2 separate regions of the Homo sapiens genome follow, and region 2 is linked to region 1. Evidence: chromatin loops called from intact Hi-C (ENCODE). Cell type or tissue: psoas muscle. All regions are shown on one strand. Region 1 overlaps NCOR2 (nuclear receptor corepressor 2). Region 2 overlaps NCOR2 (nuclear receptor corepressor 2).

Region 1 (8,000 bases):
AGGGTCCCGGGGTGAGGGCGGGGGCTGTGGGGGTCTTCTCAGGGCTGTGGGGACCCTCAGCACCCCCCACAACTACAGTGGAGGACGGGGCCGGGCCCAGGAGCCCCGTGATCCAGGCTGTTCTCAGATACACCTGCCCTTATGTGCCAAGAGCGTTTGCTATAAAGGGCCTTTGTTCCCTCCATAAGTCACGACCTGGAGCTTTCTGCACAAAGAAACCGCACGTCACAGACAGCCTCGACTCCAGCAGGGCCACGGGACCAAGCACGGGACAGGGACGGGGAGTGGGGGCCTGGGCCTGCTCCCAGCCCCACACACCAGCTCCGGAACCCGTGGCACTCCTTGGCCTCTGCTTCCTGGCTCCTTGCCCACAAACAGGGACATGGGCGGGGACAGGAGCAGGCCCCACCTCTTAGATAACCGAGAGTGAGCGTGCCGTGGGAGCCAGGTGCTGCCCCGGCCTCAGCAGTGCTGCCAGTGATGCGCCAGCTCCGACAGCCCCTGCCCCAGGCCAGGCACGGCCGAGGGAGGGAGGAGATTCGCTCCCACTCAGCCCACCATGGGCCCTCACACAGGGTTATCTGATTCCGCACAGCCAACCTAGACGACCCTCCCACTCAACAGACGGGCAAACCGAGGCCCAGAGGCAGGTCACTGTGCTGGGAAGTAAAGATCTTGGCCAGGAGACAGCACAGCTGAGAGGGGATCCGGCTTAGGAGGCACTGGACCCCAGCCCCCACGGTGCTGCACATCACAAGGCCATCTGCTCGGGATGGCTTCTGCTGCCAGCACCAATGCCTGCTGGCTCCCTGCCGTGTGAGCCACTCCCACGACTGTCCCCAACGGCCTGGGTGTCCCCATCCACTCCAGAACCCGTCACCCAGATTGGGGTGCTCAAACCTGAGACAGGTTTCCAAAGCCCCAGCACACTTGAGCCCAGGATAGGACCTTTGGGGCTCTAAGGGCTGGATGAACGCCCTGCAGGTCTCCCTGACCCCAGGACTCTACCGAGATGGCCGCCGGCAAGCTCTGACTGTCCCGAGATACCCAGGTGTGCTGCCACTGCTCTGTCCCCAAGGCCCAGAGGTGCTGGCCACAGAGGTCACCCAGAAGCCACTCGCTGACTACATGCACAGCACAAGCTGTGTCTCTCTGAGCTGCGCCCTCAAGTCACAAAGACAAGCCTGACAGCGCAGCTGCACAGACCCATTTTCTGGAAGGTAAAACTGAGGCTCCAGGGTGACAAACCTGAGAACAGCCCAGAACCAGAACCTCACCAGAGGCCTCACCACAGCCCCTGGCTCAAGGCCAAATGTGTCAACACCCTCCCCAGCACGTGAGCTTCAGGCGCCCTGGATGCAAACCAACAAGGCTTAAAGCCGCCACACACCCCTCACCTTTCTTGGCTGTTTCCATTTCTTCTTCTGTCCAGCGAGAACTCTCATTCAGCTCCATGGAGGCTGAAAAGAAGATGCCAGGTTATTGGCAGGAGCCGGGAGAGGAGGCACTTTGCCTTCTGCCCTTTTCTCTCCTTTGAGCCAGGGAGGGAGTAGACCAGGCCTTGACGGTGTCACCGCACGGCTCTGAACCCCGTGGGAAGGCCACATTTCAGACGCCCCTCCCCAGCCAGTACCCACCGTGGCACCTGACTCCCTGAGCCTTTATGCTGGGCTGGAGCTGTGCTGGGCAGTCCCACGTGCCGTTGGTCGGGGCCAACCTCCACACAAGCCGCTGAAGTCGGGGCACCTGCGATCACCCCATTTTATAGAAGGGGACACTGAAGCAGTCAAGGGCCTTGACCATGACTGCCTCTGCCTGCACTCTGTTGGGAAAGGGGTCACCTGGTGACGTGGCGACAGTGGGACACAAGCTTCAGGTGGGCCGGGACCTCATCTGACCGAGGACCCTCTCGGAGCCCAGCTCTTCTATTACTGTGGGGCTGTCCCATCACGGCAGGATGCTTAGCAACCCTGGACTCTGCACGCTGGACTCCAGCAACCCTACTCCAATTGTGACCATCAAAACTGTTCACAGACACTGCCTGGCGTCCCCTAGTGGGGGAGTAAAATCGCCCATGGCGGAGAAGCCCTGCTCCAGAGGGAATGTTCATACCCCCACTCATCCAGGACAAGGAGGGGCTTCTGGTGTTACTGGGAAGGGACACAACCTGGCCTTGGGGTTGGCTGGAGGTGGCTGCATCTCTGCAGTGGCACTATTTTTGGGTCTGTCTGCCGAGCTCCTCTGGATGTGAGCCCTGGCCCTTCCTTTCCAGTTGCTTAAGACCCATGAGTGGGGTGGGTGCGAGGGACGTCAGCTCCATGGACTCAGCACCTGGAACTGCGCCAGGGGGAGTATGTGTCCAACAGAGGCTGGCTGAGGAGTGGCGGAAGGTTCCAGCAGAAGAGGGGAGACGGCCCCCACCCCCATGGGCAGCCCCATCAGCCCCGACAGGCCAGAGCCACCCCAGCCTCCCCCATCTCTGCAGCCACAGCCTGGGCCTCTCTGGGACCTCATCGATGCTCCCATTCCTCCCCACAGGACTCCCAGAGGAAGCCTACAGAAGCCAGGGGTGCCAGGGGTGCTGAGGGTGCCCAGTGCCAGAAGAGACATGGAAGGCCTAGGAGTGTGTTTTCCACCCTGCGGCTGAGCCCCCAGCATCAGCCTTGGGTCCGAGAGGACTATCCCCAGAGATCAGGCAGGAAGAAAGCCCTTTCACCCTGGGCCTCCAAGTACACCGCCACCAAGAGGCAGCTGGAAAATATCTGCAGGAGCTGCATAGGCTCTGTGGCCAATGGGGCTGAGTTCTAACCCCAGCTACAATGAAATTTTTAGAGAGGGAACGTTTCCTCTCTGAGCTTCGAGTGGGCCATTTATGAAATAGGTCCAAACTACATCCCACGAGAAGAAGAGACAGGTGCATGACCCGGACCCCAGGGGACGGTGGGGGTCTGTGGGAGATGAAGCAGCATCTCCACCCTGAGAATGAGCCCTGGCAGGCGGGGCTTCGGCCTGAGCGCTTGGGCCCCTGGGTGGGTTCCCGCAGTGGCTGGAGGGCTGGACCCTAACAGCTAAACAAAGTAGAGACAACAGACGCACACCGCTGCCCCCTGCGGCGAATCTTGGGAACTGCCACTCACATCATCTCATTTTTTTCTACTTTCTGGGAGGGTAGTGAGGGATGAACACCCTTCTCAACAGAAGGGGAAACTGAGGCCCACGGAAGTGAAGGTACAAAACCAGATGCCTACCAGGGTAGAGGCTGGGTGGGGACAAGTAGAGCCCATGACATTCTAAGAAGGAGTGGTGGTTACTCGGCTCCCAACAACAGCCACCTCATGGGAACCTGGGCCAAGCGTGGCCAGATCTTCTGTTTTAAAAACGACAACCAAAAAATCCGGAACTGGTCACTGGGAATTTTTTGTGACATCTCCCTGCTCTGAAATCACTGTGGTTGAAGCCACTGAACTCTTCCTACACCCCAGGCACTGTTCTAGGTGCTTCTCACATAGCAAGTGACTACAACTGTCCCCCCACGTTAGAGGTAACCACCGATTCCTCCCACTGAGAACATGAGGACCCTGAGGCACAGAGAGGTTCAGGAATTCATGCTGGGCCACACAGCACATCCAGTAGGTAGCGCTGGGATTTGACTCCAACCATGACTTACACCAACCCCTTGGCTGTTGCCAATTAACTCAAATTGCACGAAACTTTCATATGAGCGCAACCCGCCGTGTCTCCAGCCCCTTCCCCACCCGCATCCCTGGCCCCCAGCTCACCCAGCTCGGCGCTCTGCTGGGGGGTGATGGCCTCCTCGCTGTTGGCCTCATTAGCCATTGAGCGGGTGATGCGGCCTTTGCGTCTTCCCTGGCTGTTGGCAGTTTTGCGGCCTTTGGAGGCCACAGCCTCCTTCTCGTCGTTGTCCTCCCCTGAGGTGTCGTCTGTCTTCTCCCTACAGGCCAGAGAGGGGAGATAGGATGGCTTCACCCGAGCCGGGAAATCAAACAGCCACTGGAGGAGACTGTTTCTTTAGCTGGATTTGCACTGGCTGCCAGCCATGGCACTAATCGGACGCTAGGAAAGAGGGGGAGAGGCCTGAGGTGAGGGTGGCCAGGGGCAAGTCTGCAGGGGCTCCATGTTCACCAGAAGTGGGAGTACAGCTGGCAGGACAACACCATGCTATTTCTCAAAAGGGAGTTGCGGCCAGGTGTGCTGGGTCACACCTGTAATCTCAGCACTTTGGGAGGCCGAAGTTGGAGGACTGCTTGAGCCCAGGAGTTTAAGACCAGCCTGGGCAACACAGCAAGACTCCATCTCTACAAAAGAAAAAGATCAGAAAATTAGCCAGGCGTGGTGGCATATGCTGATGGTCCCAGCTACTTGGGAAGCTAAGGTAGGGGGATCTCTTGAGCCTGGGAGGTCGAGGCTGCAGTGAGCCATGATTATACCACTGCACTCCAGCCTGGGTGACAGAACAAGACCCTGTCTCAAAAAAAAAAAAAAGAAAAAGAAAGGATGGGGGTGTAACCTGGGCTATCAACTTAATTCACCAATAAGGCCATGTGGACAGGTAGTTAATTGGCTGGCTATTTTATTCCCCAAATGGGAGGTACTGGGAGCTTTCCTGCAAGGCTACTTTCTTCTGGGCTGGTGGTTATCTGCAAGACCATTTTATGCACCAAATAGAGAGATACTGTCTGCAAGACTATTTGGTGAACTAAATGGGGGCGTGGGCTGGCAGCAATTTATAGGGCCATTTTATTCGCCACAGAGGAGCTATTTCCAGAGGGGCTCTATAAGAGGCAATACATTGGCCTTCAGTATTATCAAGGGCCGGGCATCATCTTAGACATTGGCAGGAGGAAACTCTCTTGCTGGTTTTATGCAGGCCTAGCCTGCAGGCCTAGCTGTGGTGTGTGGGGGTGCTCACAACCTCGATACCCGAGCTGGGGCTCTCGCAGAAGTGACTGGGGAGAGTTTTACTGCGGGAGGCTCAGATTGATCACCTCTGCCTTCCCATTCATCTTCCTGAAAGGCCCTTGCTGGAAGCGTCTGGGAGACGGGGTGAGGAAGCCAGATGTTCTCTGAAGCCAAATTCCTGAGCCCATTACAGGTACCTGGCGCTAAGTCGTGCCGCCCCCCTTTCTCCAGCTGGCTGCACTCCTGCAGCCCCTGGCAGGCACAGGAGGCTGTCACGGCCCCCGCGGTGAGGCTGTGCCTTGATCTGCAAGAACTCACACTGCCATCGATGATTCTAAAGGTGACAGCAGCCGCCTGCACACCTAGTCCTTCCAGGAGGGCCTCTGATCCCCCTTTCCCCCTTCCTGGCGCCTCAGGAGGAAAGAGCGGGAGGAAGCAGGGAGGCAGAGAGTTCCAAAGTCATTGCCTGGATTTATTAGCTCAGGAGTGGAGCTCAAATGAGCTATCAGTCTCTAAAGTCTCCAGAGGGTTGGAGAAAGAAAGCGAGGGCGGAGGAGAGGGGGGAGCCAGGGAGGAGGAGTAGGGCGATGGGTGGGCTTCCGGAAGGGGGGCTGTCAGGGGCAAACGAGCAGAAAGCCCTCCCCCCTGCTCACAGGCAATTGGTGGGCACCCCACCCGTCTCTACAAAGGGTCCCCCAGAACCGTGTGCCACCCGGGTTGGGTCAGCGGCCGGGCCCTGCAGGGGACAGCAGGCTGCCTTACTTGAGGAGGTCTTCCTTGTCGTTCTCCACCTCCGGCTTCTCCTCCTCCTTCTCCGCCTCCTTTTCCTTCTCCTTCTCATCTTTCTCCTCCTGGCTGCTGCGGGGCATGGGCTGCTGCTGCTGCTGCTGCTGCTGCTGCTGCTGCTGTTGTTGCTGCTGCTGTCAGACCCCGGGGGAGGGCAGAGGGGAGTGGGGAGGGAAGAAAACCGTGAACAGGTGAATCTCTGCACCTGGGCTCAGCCTGAGCTGGGGGAGGAGGAGGAAAACCCGTGGAGTCCACCCAGAAGAGGTCATAAACAACCGGGAAGCCAGGCCCCACTGGCATGAGATGGGGAGAGGCACGGCCTGGGGTCTTGCCGCCCTAGGGGCCTGGGGAGGCGGAGTCGGGGTGAGGGGCAGGAAGCATTGGTGTCAGAAGTGCTGGCTTCAATTCCTGCCCTTTCCACACAGTGGCTGTGTGAGCTTGGATGAGGGTCTTAACCTCTCTGTGCCGACTCCTTCGCCTTGACAATGGGGGTATTCAGCATGCCTGTGCCTCAGCTGAGGGCTGGGAGGTTGAAATGAGAGAATCCTCACCATGCTTACATCCGCATCTGGCCCGGATATTTAAGAGGGGCAGATGTGATCTGGGTTGAGAGAGGTGCCCTGGTGAGCCTCGGCAGGGGTGCCTGAGCATCTGGGAAGCTGGGGACACACCCCTGATGCCCCAGCCCTGCCCTGCCCCCGACAGAGCTCAGGCCACCTCTCTAAGCCTCGGTCTCCGAGTCTGTAAAACGGGGAGGTGGGGGGATGCCCCTGATTCCCCAGAGCCCAGGAAGGCCCCAGGCCTGCGTGGAGGTGGCTGCTCTGCTGCCTGGGCCTGGTCTCCCTCGCATGCCAGCACCCCAGGGGGACAGAACAAGCCCATTTTACAGAGCAGATCAGAGAGGCTGGGAGCCAAGCCAGCCTCCTTACTTGGGCCTCTTCCTGTCATCTGCCTCCCCGACCTGTCCCAGCCACTCTGGGCCTACCGCCCCTCCCCTCACCGAGATAGAGGAGGGAGTGTGAGCTCCTCCTGGCACCGCCTCCCGATTTCCTGTCATCCCGCCTGATTTCTTTTAAAGCACACACTGATTTTCTTGGACACCCCAAGGTCCTCCCTGCAGGCAGCTGCCAAACCAGACCATCTTTCCATCCCTCTGAGCCAAGCGAAATAAAAATAAACCCCAAAGCCTTTTAATGTGTACCAGGGGCACAGTCACGGCAATGTTTCAAACCAGGGAGCAAGAACTCCAAGCAGATGGAAGAGGAGGGATCGGGGAGGTGAGAGAGACTCCCTTCTCTTGCCTTTCCTTCCTGCCAGGAACAGGTGCCTGACCCGCACACAACGCTCTCTCCAGCCTCTTTTCATTTAGGATGGGGCAGAAAAACAGAGCAAGTGTCTGACTGCTGCAGGCAACCGTGGGCTCCCTGAGGCTGCTGCCAGGTCCAGGGCAGAGCCTCGGGCCTGCATCTGCCTCTTTTCCCCAGGAATCCCTTGCCACCATGTTCTGTAAGAGGAGCCAGGAAGGGGCAGAGTTGCCCGACCTGGAACAGACCCCCCGGCCCCCAGGTTGCTGCTGATTCCCCAACAGGTGCCCGGCATCCTGGGATCAACCTGTTCTCCCTCTCCTGACCTCGAACCCTCAAACGTAACGTTTAAACAGCCGGCAGGTGAAGCCTCTTTTGGAGGTGGAAGCTGGGGCAGGGAGGGTTTTTTTGGCTTGTTCCTACACAGTATCCTTTCTGTCCACATTTGCCCGATGTGGGCAGAGGTAGGGACCCGGGGAGGGAGGAGTGATGTGGCTGGCTGGGGAGAGAGCCTTGGCCCCTGGGCTGCCCGGCATGGATGCCGTCTCCCCGGGTCAGATGTCCCTGGCAACAGCCCAGGGCCAGAGTCTGGGCAGGGCCGGGGCTTTTGAATCACACGGGCTTGGTGTCTCCTGAGACCACATTCAGCTACGTCTGTGCCAAGAAGTCCCCACCTGGGCTGTGGCGTCCCTCCCGATGGGAGCAGCAGCCACGGAGCCTCCTTCCCAGAGCATCTGCCCATCAGCCCCTGCACCTAGGCTGGTGGGGGCTCCATGACCCCCTGGGGCCTCACCCATGGACCAACGAATCAGGCTAATGTCTGCTCCGGCATGGCCAGTAAATGCAGCTCCACACCCATCAGGCCGCAGGCAGGGGCCAGTTGGGAGAGGGATGCATCTGGGCCAGGCCCTGAGCTACGAGCCTTCCCCACCGCAGCTCTCCTCCAAGTCCTCAGAAAAGCCCCAAGGAAGAAGAGGCTGGTACAGAGGA
Region 2 (8,000 bases), 73 kb before region 1:
ACATCTGACACCCTCTCACCATGGTGTGACCACTTGACACCCTCACCACGGTGTGAACACCTGACACATGGGAATGAATACCTGGCACCCTCTCACCATGTGTGAACATCTGACACCCTCACTATGGTGTGAATACCTGACACCATGAGTGTGAACATGACACCCTCACCATGGTGTGAACACCTGACACCATGTGTGAACATCTGACACCCTCGCCATGGTGTGAATACCTAACACCATGAGTATGAACATCTGACACTCTTACCATGGGTGTGACTACTTGACACCCTCAGCATGGTGTGAATACCTGATACATGGGTGTGAATACCTGACACCCTCTCACCATGAGTGTGAACATGACACCCTGACCATCATGTGAATACCTGACACATGGGTGTGAACCCATGTGAACATCTGACACACTCTTACCATGGGTGTGAACACTTGAGACCTTCACCACAGATGTGACTATTTGATGTCCTCATGGTGATGTCCTTACCAAGGGTATAAATATTCAACTTGCAAAAGGATCCACTCCCTGGTGACTCAGGCGGATGTGGCCTTGGCCCTCCAGGGGTATACTCCCACTGTCCCCTAAACGCCTGCCCTATTGGCTGCCCAGTCTGAGGTAGAGAAGAAACCTTTGTAACTGGAGTATAATTCGCTTTTTAATTAGAACGACGTGTGTAAATGACAGAATACCACCACCCTGCGCAGATGGCGGCCACAGAATACGCATCGAATTCATTCTGCCCAAGGAAGGGAGGGAGGGAGGACACAGCGGGGCGTGAGCCAGCAGTCCCCGCCCCCTTGGTCCTGCGAGTGATGGGGTCACCGACTGTCGGCCTGCACACGCCTCTTGAACGGTAAGCAGAGATCAAAAGCACAGCAGCAGTAATACTGGGTAAGTCCTTCCTTGCGTAAAACATCTGAATTAATTCATTGAAGGTATCAAAAATATACCCTGTAAACCAACACATCATTTACATCTGCCTTTCCTTCCCACCGCTGCGGCAACGATGTGTGAAAAAAACAGTCCAGTCCTCGGAGCATCCGTTCCCCCCAGGCCGCACCTGGCCCTTTTGTCCGCCCACCTGGCCTGACTTGGTTTCCAGCAATCTCGTTGGCTGGGGCAGTCTGTGGGGACCGGAACGAGCGCACTGGGGGCTGGACAGGGCCTGCGTCCATCTGTCCAGAGCGCTAAGCGGGATGGGAGGCGGAGGGAGGGCGCGGGGGCTGCGAGCTCAGTTTAGACTTTGGTTCCAAATGCATTCGGGGGAGGCAGTGGCGTGGAGGTGCGTGGTCATCCTGCTTTGGGTCCCTGGCCGCCCTGGCCGCCTGCGTGTGGCTGCCACACGCCTGCCGTGCCCCCTCCCCGGCCCCTTCCCCTCCCTTCCCGAGCACCAGGTAAACATCCCCTGAGTAAGGTCTGCACAGGGCCAGCCCGGGGCGGGAGTCTTAGTTAAGGCTTTAGACAGGCAAGGATGCCGGCTCTGGACGGACAGATGGATGGAGGCGCAGGCGGACTCAGGGGCTCCTTCCTTGGTTGGGGGAGTCGGCAGCCGCCCTGCTCCTGCAGGGCCGTTCCTGTGGCTCGCTGGGACCTGACACCGCCCCCCCCCCCGCCCTGTTCTGAGTCACTCGCTGTCGGAGAGTGTCTCGTACTGCGAGCAGAGCAGTGGCTTGGGCTCCTCGTCCCAGGCGTGGTGGGGGCCAGCGAGGGGCCCGCTGCCCGCGGGGAGGCCCGGTGGGGGTGGGGAAGCCATGACACCCGCCTGCAGCCGCATGATCAGGGGGTTGTAGGGGAATGGCGTGGAACCTGCGGGAAGAAGCGAAAGATGCCCAGGAGGCCTCTGTGAGCCCGGCAGCCCCTGCTGGCCGCCTGCCCACCACACCGGGAACAGAGGCCTCAGCGTTTCTGTCCAACAGTCCTCCCAGACCTTTCTAATTGCGAACAGGTCTCAGAACCGTCTGCCTCTCTTCACCTGTTCTACTTCCGTCCCTGTTCACACCCTGCCGCTGTCTTTTGCCTGGACTATAGCAGTAGCCTATTCACCGTCCCTCTGGTCTATTCTCCCAGGGGCCTTCTGACCCTATGTTAGATGAGCATTTCCCTTCCGAAAGCCCTCCACGCCTCCTCACTACCCATCAAAGGAAGTCCAGGCTCCCCTGGATGGTCCACCAGGCCCATGTGATCTGGCCGGCCCCAACCACACCCTTTTCCTCTGCCTGTGCCCCTGGCAGAAGCATCCTGATGGTTCGTGAGCCAGGCTCAGCTGCCCAGGCCCCTGGACAGCGTTTCCACAGAACAGGCCCGAGTCTGAGCTCTGCATGCAGCAGGCGCTCAGCATTCAGTGCCCCGGCAGCATTCACAGCCCAGTGTTGGGGGCTCAGCGAGCCCAGCCCTGTCCCCACCTGGTGCCCACCTGCGGACGAGGGCCTGTCCTCCCACACGCGGTTGGTGAGCGGCGTCCGGCGGTTGCAGTCTCCCTCCGAGTGCACTGAGGAGACAGAGGGTGGCCGGTCCCCAGATGCCAGGCCCGGGGCCGGGGACTTGGCTTTTCGGCTGCTGGGTCTGCCAGAGACCTTGGCCTTCCCGCCGCCACCTGCAGGGGGACAAGATGGGAAGGGGCTGCGTTGGGCAGTGAAGACAGCACCGACGCTACGGTGGGGCCACAGGGGCAGGGTGAGGTCCTGCCATGGGCCCTCCAAAGAGGGAGGGAGAGCAGTAACGTGAACCCCTCCTCCCTGCTGCCCGCCCCAGCTGGGAAGCCAGGGTTGACCAGATGGCCAGCCATGAGCCTGGAGGGTGGAGATAGTTTCTGCTGGGCAGGGGGAGGTGGCTAAACTGTCTGCTGTTTGCAATAGCCCCCTGGGCTGTCCTGCAGCGACCCCAGCCCCAGGGGCTGGAACCCTAAGCATGAAGCTGGGCTTCCAGTTTGAGCGTGGCCCCAGGACCATGCTAAGGCTAGGCAGGATCCAGGCCCCGTGCAGAGAAGTCAGGACCCCTGAGGCCAGGCCTGACCCCCACAGAGGCTCCAGAAGCTTCTTGGGGCCTCAGTGTCCAGGTTGGACAACTGCAACTCTCTCCTCAGCTCCCTGCCCCGATACAGAGGGTATTGATGGGGAACCAGGCTGACCCCTAAGGCTCCCTGACTCCCAGGGCTGAGACAGACCCTGGGCTCCTCCCCACCAGGCTAAGGGGCAGCTGAGGACACATAGTGGGCCTGGCAGATGCTGAGCACAGGCCTGGCTGCCATTCCCCTGTCCACACAGTGTGGGTGGGGCTTCACTCCAGCCTGCTCTCCCCCAAGGAGACAGATGGGCCAAGAAGCCGGGTCCCCGCAGGGAGGAAGGCGGGAGGACTGGGGGGCGGACAGCAGTGTGAGTGTCCGAGGGAGGCGGCAGCGCTTCGGGCCTAGTGGGCAGGAGGGCCGGGGCTGGGGGGCAGAGGGTACAGACACTTGGGGGGTGTCAGCCCAGCTTCAGATTAGCAAACTCCAGAACGAGGTCAAACACGCACAAAAATAAAGTCACAAGCTCCAAAGCTCGAGGAGGGGGTTGTCAGAGGAGCGCGGAGGAGCGAGGATTAATCACACCGGGGGTGGGGACAGACGGGGGCGGGGCGGGGGTGGCCTGCAGACCTGGCGAGGTGAGTGTGTGGTCACTCCGTCCGTCAGCAGCGGTTATGGGCATAGCAGCGGGCAGGCTGGCACTGGCATTCAGAGGGTTAAAAGCATTGGCGCTGAGCGGCGGGGACTCTTCCCACTGGTCATATTTACCCATGAGTGCCTTTCTAATTATGGCCTCCAGCCCCATGTTGGTGCTGGCATGTTCCTGCACCGCCTGGCTTCTATAGGTCATAAGGCCTGGGAGAGAGAGACAGACAGACAGACAGACACATGGGGGCCGGGGAGGGGGAGCCAGAGGGGCGACAGAGAGAGAGAAGGGAGAGAGAGAGGGAAGGAGGAGGAGGAGGAGGAGGAGAGAGAAATACACAGTGAGCACATTTCGGCAAAGCAACATATTTATTTCCCTATCCCTCCCCACCCTTTTTTTCCTGCTGGGTGGTGATAAAAGGGGAGAGGCTGGTTCCTTCTACCTGGGGCCCCGGAAGCTCTTGGGCACTGCCAGGGAGGTGGGGTAGGGGAGGTCAGATGCCCCCACCAGCCCCTATTCTCATTCCTATTCTGTCCTCTGGGAAATCACAAGCCCCGTCTGCACCTCCAATCCTAGCTGGGGCTGTTTTGTTTGTTTTTTTTTTAAATCTCAAGTGGCCTTAATGGAGAGGGTGGGAGATGGGAGGGCTACCCTGTTTGGGGAACAGGCTGCTAGAAAATTGGCTCAAGCCAGAGCTGGGGGCTGGCTGGGGGCTGGGGAAGGGACTGAGAGAGAGAAGGTGACCAGATGGTCCTCCCGCTGCCCCACCTCCACCTGTGTGATGGGACGTGCAGCCCCGTACCTCCCCACCAAGCTGGGCCTGCTCTCCTCCCTCTGCCTCTCCCCACCCAGGAGCCATGAGGAGAAAGAGGTGCAGAGACGGACGCTGAGGGCGGGGTCATAGCCATGCAGTTACGGTGCGTGCAGGGGACAGGGCAGAAGTAGACACAATCACGGGACCAGCCCTGGTCCGGCCCCAGCTGGCCCAGCTGCCCAGTCCCAAGGACAAAGTGGTCGAATCAACAAACCGGTCCCAAGAGGATGCTTCCAGAACACCTCCTGACAATCGGGGAAACCTCCTTTTCTGTTAACCACATTTCCTTTCCCTTTTTTCTTTCTTGTGAACCACGTGGAGGTGGGGGCCTTTGCACACCCCCCAGAGGTGCTGTCTTTTCAGAACTTTTGTTAAACCAGCCTTTGCTTTCAAAAGCCCCCAGTGAAGCCCCATTCCACCGTGCCCACCACGGGGCAAGTGTTTCATGGAGTTTTAAACTTCTGCTCCGAATGAATCATACGAATACAAAGTGGTCAAATCGTCTTTCCGACCACTCGCTCCTTTGTAAACCAAACCGAGGCTTCCATGAGGTTGCGGGTGATGCAGATGCTTTGAAAATCACGTTTCTGTAGCAACTGCTGGCTGCCTGCGTTTTCTTTTCCCTTTTGGTTTCAAATACGTTTGTAGCCAGGGATGCTCACACCTTTTCTGCTGTCTTGGCCACATTTCTGCAGCACTTTTGAAAAAACAGCCATGTGCATGAAGAAAAAGCAACATTTCCAACAAGGGTGAGTGCTGAAATCACAGCAGCGCGACTGGGCCTTCTACCCAAGGCCACGAGTCCGTGACCTGATGGAGCTGGCTCCAGGCTTAACGATCTCCATTTATAAAGGTGAAGTCTGACACAGGTTGAGTGGCAAAGACTGGAGCCTGGAAAATTTCTTCTTGTGGACTAAAACTGCATAAAAAGAAAAAATCAGGCTGGGCGTGACTGCTCACGCCTGTAATCCCAGCACTTTGGGAGGCCCAATGTGGGTGGATCATCTGACGTCAGGAGTTCGAGATCAGCCTGGCCAATATGATGAAACCCCGTCTCTACTAAAAATACAAAAATTAGCCAGGTGTAGTGGCGGGTGTCTGTAATCCCGCTACTTGGGAGGCTGAGGTGGAAGAACTGCTGAAACCCGGGAGGCAGAGGCTGCAGTGAGCCAAGATTGCACCACTGCACTCCAGCCTGGGCGACAGAGCAAGACTCTGTCAAACAAACAGACAAACAAACAAACACAAAAAACAAAAATCAGTCGAGGTGGGAGGATCCTCAGCTTGAGGACAGGAGTTCAAGACTAGCCTGGGTAACATATTGAGAGCCTGTCTCTACAAAAAAGATAAAAAATTACTCGGGTGCAGTGGCGCATGCCTGTAGTCCCAGCTGCTCAGGAGGCTGAGAGGTAGGAGGATCATCTAAGCCTGGGAGGCGGAGGCTGCAGTGAGCTGTGATTGCACCACTGCACTCTGGCCTAGGTGACAGAAAGACCGTGTCTTAAAAAGATAAATACAAAATATTTATATATAAGTGTTAGCATAAATCTTCACTGTACCATGCCATGAGTTTTTACACACAGATACACCTGTGTGTCTAGCACCTACTTCAAGATTTAGAACATCCCAGGAACATTCATTTCTAACCCTCTTGTTGTTTCGACCAAATTGTCTTCTTCCCGTTGCCTGAGGCTTGGCAATGCCCCCGGTGTCTAGTCACTGGGCAGGTGGAGGTGTCCTAGTTGGGACTCCCATTTGGAGGCCTCGCTGACCCCCTGATAATATCTGAACGACTATCCTTCGCTCACCATTCCCAGGGCTCAAGGCCCAGGAATGTTCCCCAGGGAAGATCAGCAAACCTCTCCGACCTCCATCCTGGCCTCAGCTTCCACCAAAGGACCAGAGGATAACCAGGCACCCACACAGAGGCAGCCGACCCCAAAACTGCCTCAGCCCCACTGGGCCAGGCCTGCCCATGCAGAGTGACCCCCAGAGGCCACACCCCAGACTCACCAAGGAAATACACAATGGGGCCCTCCTAGAGGATGGGGCTCCAACCTCAAGGGACCCCTAAGTCCAAAAGATCATAGAAGTCTTAAGTTTCAGCTTAAAAGTGCGTGTCAATTTTACACCTATCTCTGCCACACACCTGTATTTGATCTTGAAAGAAAAAGTAAGGCTTCCCAGTTCCCTGGCTGGATTTAAGGAATGAAGCTCTAGCTATAACAAACGCCCGAGTGAACTCGGAGGCTTGTGCTCTGAGCTCAGGCCCACCCCTCGTCCAGACATGTGCATCTCCAGCTGAGGCTGGCGAAGAAGCAAGGTGAGTTTCCAGCTGGTGAGGGTGCATCTGATACTTACTAACCACCCGAGGGGATCTTAACTCCAGAGATTCCCTGCACAGCGAGGATCCTGTCTACACAGGGAACAAGCCTCGCCTGCCTGTTGTGTGACTCTGAATCCTACTGTGCGGTTAGTTCATCCCAGAATGAGGGGGTACACCCAGACTAGCGAAGGCTCCTCGTCCCTTCATGACAGCTGGAGCAGGGGTGGGGAGGGAGCGGAGGGGACCAGGGCAGCCATATAGCAAGGGCTGGATGGGTTACCTGTTCCGGTGATGGCGGGCATATTGAAGATCTCCGTCCCAGGCTGGCTGATATCTGGAAGCGGGTGACAGAGTGGGTGAGGCCCCCAGGTCTCTGGGAATTACCTGCCCTACCAGTCCCGTGTGGTCCAGGCCAGGTGTGCTGGCATCACCTGGGGAAACTTGTGCATTGCAGGTTCTCATGCAGCAGGCCTGGGACAGGGCCAAGCGTCTGCATTTCTTTTTTTTTTTTTTTTTGAGATAGAGTCTCGCTCTGTTGCCCAGGCTGGAGTGCAGTTGTGCAATCTCGGCTCCCTGCAACCTCCGCCTCCCAGGTTCAAGTGATTCTCCTGCCTCAGCCTCCCGAGTAGCTGGGGTTACAGACATCCGCCACCACGCCTGGCTAATTTTTGTATTTTTAGTAGAGACGGGGTTTCACCATGTTGGTCAGGCTGGTCTCAAACTCCTGACCTCATATGATCCACCCGCCTTGACCTCCCAAAGTGCTGGGATTACAGGCGTAAGCCACCGCGCCTGGCCAAGGGCCTGCATTTCTAACCAGTACCCTGGGGATGCTGATGCTACGGTTCCCTGGACTGCACTTACAGGGCCCTGGAGTTACCAGCCTGGGTCAGAGATTTTTTTTTTTTTTAAGACAGTGTCTTGCTCTGTTGTCCAGGCTGGAGTGCAGTGGTGTGATCATAGCTCACTGCAGCCTTGACCTCCGAGGCTCAAGAAATCCTCCTATCTCAGCCTCCCCAGTAGCTTGGACTATAGGTGTGTGCCTGTTTTTAAAGTTTTTTGTAGAGATGGGGTCTTGCTATGTTGCACAGACTGGTCTCGAACTCCTGGCTTCAAGCAATCCTCCTGCCTCATCCTCCCAAAGTGCTGGGCCTATAGGCATGAGCCACCGTGCCCGGCAAGCCAGTGACTATCTGCAAG

Evidence for each region. Hi-C counts contacts between places; a loop is a spot of excess contacts. Peaks named below come from ENCODE experiments on the same cell type or tissue, not always from the same donor. Only the 100,000 strongest peaks of a DNase experiment are listed, where the experiment ranks them.
Region 2: it touches region 1 in a loop (6-fold over the local background); 2 of 110 quality-filtered maps call a loop at or near these places.

The regions. Positions count from the first base shown.
Region 1 is chr12:124,396,722-124,404,721 of GRCh38, forward strand. NCOR2 (nuclear receptor corepressor 2) reads right to left here. Exons shown (of 49, transcript NM_006312.6): 16 at 5,683-5,840; 17 at 3,780-3,952; 18 at 1,398-1,460. Among named protein-coding and RNA genes, the nearest start is that of MIR6880, 63 kb to the left of the region's middle. RefSeq lists enhancers at 2,466-2,965, 5,921-6,565, 6,566-7,209. In psoas muscle, CTCF peaks have their summits at 2,026 (motif pointing left) and 3,117; DNase peaks (open chromatin) are centred at 1,320, 2,320, 3,080, 7,590 and 1 weaker place; H3K27ac peaks cover 1,906 bases.
Region 2 is chr12:124,323,765-124,331,764 of GRCh38, forward strand. It overlaps NCOR2 (nuclear receptor corepressor 2), which reads right to left. Exons shown (of 49, transcript NM_006312.6): 46 at 7,081-7,134; 47 at 3,645-3,869; 48 at 2,427-2,606; 49 at 651-1,819. The coding sequence ends at 1,638. Among named protein-coding and RNA genes, the nearest start is that of MIR6880, 9.5 kb to the right of the region's middle. In psoas muscle, no CTCF peak of the experiment used is centred here; DNase peaks (open chromatin) are centred at 1,469, 3,278, 3,757, 4,597 and 1 weaker place; H3K27ac peaks cover 3,638 bases.